Linked DNA regions of Homo sapiens: region 2 is linked to region 1. Evidence: chromatin loops called from intact Hi-C (ENCODE). Cell type or tissue: ascending aorta. All regions are shown on one strand.

The links. Peaks named below come from ENCODE experiments on the same cell type or tissue, not always from the same donor. Only the 100,000 strongest peaks of a DNase experiment are listed, where the experiment ranks them.
Region 2: a loop joins it to region 1, with 2.3 times the contacts of the local background. A loop is called at or near these places in 5 of 110 quality-filtered maps.

The regions. Positions count from the first base shown.
Region 1 is chr21:39,021,712-39,024,211 of GRCh38, reverse strand. No RefSeq gene overlaps it. Among named protein-coding and RNA genes, the nearest start is that of LINC02940, 3.7 kb to the right of the region's middle. RefSeq lists enhancers at 248-813, 1,821-2,321. In ascending aorta, a CTCF peak has its summit at 1,194; DNase peaks (open chromatin) are centred at 831 and 1,990; H3K4me3 peaks cover 508 bases; H3K27ac peaks cover 2,500 bases.
Region 2 is chr21:38,920,545-38,923,044 of GRCh38, reverse strand. The region is part of intron 2 of ETS2-AS1 (ETS2 antisense RNA 1); the gene reads left to right. Among named protein-coding and RNA genes, the nearest start is that of ETS2-AS1, 17 kb to the left of the region's middle. In ascending aorta, no CTCF peak of the experiment used is centred here; a DNase peak (open chromatin) is centred at 1,147; H3K27ac peaks cover 2,500 bases.

The DNA.
Region 1 (2,500 bases):
TAGAGGAAAATGTGACGTGGAGACACAGACACACATGGATTGTGACAATGAAGGCAGAGATTGGAGTGATGCTGAGATAGGGTCTTTGTGGTTGTGATCAAGTAAAGAGGAGGTTATTAGGGTGGGATCCCATTGTAATATGGCTGGTCCTTATAGGTAGAGGAAAATGTGATTTGGAGACATAGACACACATGGAGTGTGACGATGGAGGCAGCGAGTGGAGCGATGCAGCTGCCAGCTGAGGAGTGCCAAGGGTTGATGGTCACCATCGGAAGCTAGAGGAGGCAAGGGGGGCTCTGTCTGGAGTCTCAGAGGGACAGCAGCCTTGATTTTGGACTTCTTGCCTCCAGAAAGGTGAGACAATACATTTCCGTTGTTTTAAGCCTCCTGGTTTGTGTTACTTTGTTGTGGCAGCCCCAGGGACTCTGAGTTGATATTCTGTCAAATACACAGCAGAAATTCGCCTTTCCTGATCACATCACACTGATTCCGGGACCAAGCAGGATGTCACAGGTGGGGGTCAAGCCAGGCTTGAGAAGATGGGCCGGGCTGGGCCTCAGCCTCTCATGGGCTTCTGTGGGTCATGGCCTTGGCGTTCCTCCAGCCCTGGCTAATGCAGTCTTCTGTGGAGGAATGGCATCCCAGGCCTTCACCCCTCCAGGTCAGCCGTGGCTGCCGGCCAAGATGGCCGCGTGGGCAGCCTCACATTCCTTCTCGGCTTTTGGCCCCATGTCCTCGGCACTCAGGTCTGCAGTTCAGCCCAAGTGTTGAGACTCAGGTATGCAGCTCAGGGCGGCCTTAATTAACCCTCCCATGGGCCTGGGCACCGCCTGCGCCTCATCAACTCTGGGCTGCTGGTTTTGTTCCTGACGCTGCAGCCTGACACTGTGGGCGGGGGTGCAGTTTGCGATGGAAGGCTGCCTCCGAATCGAGGAAGCCTTGACCTTGGGAGGGGCCTGCCTTTTCGCTGGGCTTGCCTTTCTCTGGGCAGCGTTCGCTCAGCACTTCAGTGCGGCCGATTCCCCTGGGACTGAATTCACACCAGCCACGACGACTTCCCGGCTACTTCACGTTCTCTATGTTTGCAGCTGTTCTTTGGTGGCAGAAAAAGATGATTTTTCTTCCCCCCACTCCCATTCCCTTTTGTTAGTTTCTCTCCCTGAACCACATTTTGAGCTGAGTGAAGGTCTCAGGTTGGCCTTTAGAGGGAGTCAATCCTCTGATAGCATCAGGTACCGGAGAGGCGGAAATGAGGGTGTTAGGCCCTGGAGAGCAGGTGCCACCGGCTTGCCTCCCACTGGGAAAGACATTTCTGTATCTTTGGCCCATGAATTATATTCTCTTCTCAAGCAGCTCCAAATGAGCATTTAGGGCTTTATCTATCTCCCATATGCATGATTGACTGGGAGGTAGGACGGCGGCCCTGGGTGTGGTCTTGGCTCACCTGCTCACCAGCTGGGTGACTGGGTCTCACTGCCACCCAACACTCACCCAGCCCCCTCCTGGGGCATTGGAGGGATTAGGGGTGGAGACATGGGTAAGAGAGTGAGCATGCAGGTGCCTGGGGAAGCACTTTCTGAAGGCACGTGGTTTGTCCTTGCCATCTCTTTGATTTTACAGTTGGCAAGAATTTCCAAGGCATCTCATCAACAACTTCTGATAAATGAGGAAGTGGAGGCTGAATTATAGTTCCACAGCATCGGGAGCCAGAAGCGAGGTGGGAATCCAAGTCTTCCGGATTCCCAGCTCCGTGATTCGTGCCTGTCACAAATTTGGGACCAAAAGCCACCTGTCTGTGGGATTAACAACAGTCGAGGCTATGACTGACATCGTGCCCTAGCGAGTGCACAGGTCTGGCCAGCTGGGCGGCTGGACCTGGCTCTCTCGCCTTGGGTCCGTTCAGCCCATTTTGTGGATGGATCAGGTGAAGTGTGGCTCCTGGGGCTGCTGGCTGCTTTCCAGTGTGCGGTTGCCAAGCATGTGAATGAGGCTTTCCTGAGCCACAGCTTCCATGGCGCATGCCGGAGGAACCCTCGCATGGAACCTAAGGGCGCCAGAGGCGGAGTTGGAGGCGTGGTATTGGGGGATCCTGGGGATGCGTGTTGGGGGCTGGGTGGGTGCTAGGAGAGAGGAAAGAACTGGACCCACCTGGAAGACCAGCCAGGTGTGGGTCAGAAGCTATAAACATGAGAGGGCTCGAGGAATTCTCATAGTGCTTTCTGGAGCCGGGGAAAAGAGGGCTGGCCAGGAGGCCCCCACGTTTCTCTCCACCATCCTGCAGTCTTCATTTTCCCTCCAAATGGGAGGGTTCCCCGCAGCTGGCCAGCCCGCCGTGGCACAGACTGTGTTTCTCTTCTTTGAGTGCCACACGAAAAACACTGAATAGATGCCGACAGGCAAGTTGGAAGGTACAAGGGAGTCCTGGGATTATTTTTTTGAAGGCATTTTAAAGGGTAGATGGCTTCCTTTCTGCTCTGTGCCTGTCCCCAGCTCAGCCCTC
Region 2 (2,500 bases), 100 kb after region 1:
TCTCACATCAGTCAGAATGGCTATTACTAAAAAGTCAAAAAATAACAGATGCTGGTGAGTTTATGGAGAGAAAGGAATGCTTCTACACTGTTGGTGGGAGTGTAAATTGGGCCAGCCACTGTGGAAAGCAGCGTGGTGATTCCTCAAAGAGCTAAAAACAGAACTACCATTCAACCCAGCAATCCCAATACCAGGTATATACCCAAAGAAATATAAATCGTTCTGTCATAAAGACATATGCACACATATGTTCATTGCAGCACTATTCACAACAGCAAAGATATGGAATCAACCTAAATGCCCATCGGTAATTGACTGGATAAAAAATGTGATACACATACACCATGGAATACTATGCAGCCATAAAAAAGAATGAGATCATATTATTTGCAGGCACGTAGATGAAGCCATTATCCTTAGCAAACTAATACAGGAACAAAAAACCAAATAACTGCATGTTCTCACTTATAACTGGGAGTTAAATAATGAGAACACTTGGACACATAGAGAGGAGCAACGCACACTGGGGCCTACTTGAGGGTAGAGGGTGGGAGGAAGGAGAGGATCAGAAAAAATAACTAATGGGTACTAGGCTTAATATGTGGTTGATGAAACAATCTGTTCAATAAACATTCGCAGCACAAGTTTACCTATATAACAAACCTGCACATGTACCCCTGAACTTCAAGTTAAAAAAAAAGAGTTTAGTGCAGTTCATTGTTCTTGAAAAGGCACACACGAAGTCTTTTCTCATGACCAGCACTGCTTCACAGGTGTTATCAAAAGTACCGAACAACAAAACGCTCCTTAAAAACTTGGGCTTGCCACGCAATTACAAATGAAAGAGTGGTTTTTAGATTAGGATTAATTTTATGACCAAATAGAGGGTTGAGCTACTTTGAACATGCTGCAGTTGACAGTTTATTACACAAGAACAAAGGCGTTGGTGCATAAAACTTAGGTAACAACTACAATAACTTAAAACAAATCTCAGGGGCCATCACATTTCTACAGTTGAGACTTTTTTCCCAAGAAGGAAGGCTGCACCTGCCCCCTGCCAAGACAGTCCGTTGCATGGCCCTAAGAAAACCACCTAACTCAGTTGGAACGGTACCAGTTTTGTGATTAAAGTAGGGCTTGGGTCCAGCCAAGCATTAGTTTTGAAGAATGAGTAACTAGGCTGTTTCGGGAGCAGCAGTGTTGGTAAGATCAAAACCAGGCGGGGGAAGAAGCCCCAGGCCACTGGTGTTTCTGAAAGTGTGCTCCCAGAGTCCTCAAGATATATTCCTACTTGGAACAAGTATCAGAATTTTATTCCTTTTTAAGGCTGAATACTATTCCACATTTTTGTTATTCATTCATCAGTCATTGGACATTTGAGTGAAAACAGAACTTTTAATCTTACTAGCTCATACATGAACAAGACATGAGTTTGTTCATATGAGCTAGTGATATTTTTAAAAGTCAGTTTCTTCTTTAGAAAAAGAGCATTTTAAGCAAGTTCACTGAAGAAAATTGCCCAACCTCTTTAATAGTGTGGGGAAAAATAGATGATAAAATACAAAAATAAGTAGGCAACAGCATGTATTTAAATCATAGCAAACATGTAAATAGGGATATCATTCCTCCCCTACTCCTCCACCTCAGGTTTTTTTTGTTGCTGTTCTGGAAAAATATTCGGGGTACAAAGACTGCATTTCAAAAATAGAATTTATGAGCCTAATCATCTTAACAGGGAACATAAATGCCAAAACAGCTTCTATGAGTCATTTCTTGGATTCTAAAAGGAATTCATTTCAAACAGGAGTTTTCTCGTCTTTGAGGTTTGTTTTAAGAAGTTCCAAAAGCAAATAGCAAAATAACAAAATGCCTGGAGCTGCAGATCTCGAAGCACCCTTCAAAATAGCAGCCCTGGTGTCAGACGTCTGGGGCTGGCTCTGGGCTGGAGGGGTCTCCATTCCTCTCCTAGGTCTGTGGACCATGAGAAGATCATTGCATTTAAGAAACAACAATGCTAAGGAATGGGTAGGGGTTCTGGGGAATGGAAGTGTGAGAAAGAAAACCAAAGGATCTTTGAGATTTTTAAAAGCCATGACTATAGTTTGGAAAGGAATCCCACACAGGAGCACCAACGTAATTCTGCTGATTTTTCTTTTTAAACGTTCTGTGTTTACTCAACCATCCATGCCTGAATTGTCTCCCTAGCTCATCTGTTTGCAGCCCCTGTTCCTGGGGAACAAAACCTCCTAGTCAAGAATCATCACGCCCATGGCTACACTACCACAAACACTCCAGTAAATCAGGTGAACACCCACCCAGGGCTCCAGAGCCTACACACATGGAACATTTGTACTTTGGTGACTTCCATCTTGAAGATCTACGTGGGCCAAGAGTGATGCTGACATTAGCTGCTTCTTTTTCCACGATCAAGTGGGTTTGGTGATCAAATAAGTTAGGAGCCTGGGCAACATAGTGAGACCCTGTTACTACAAATAATACA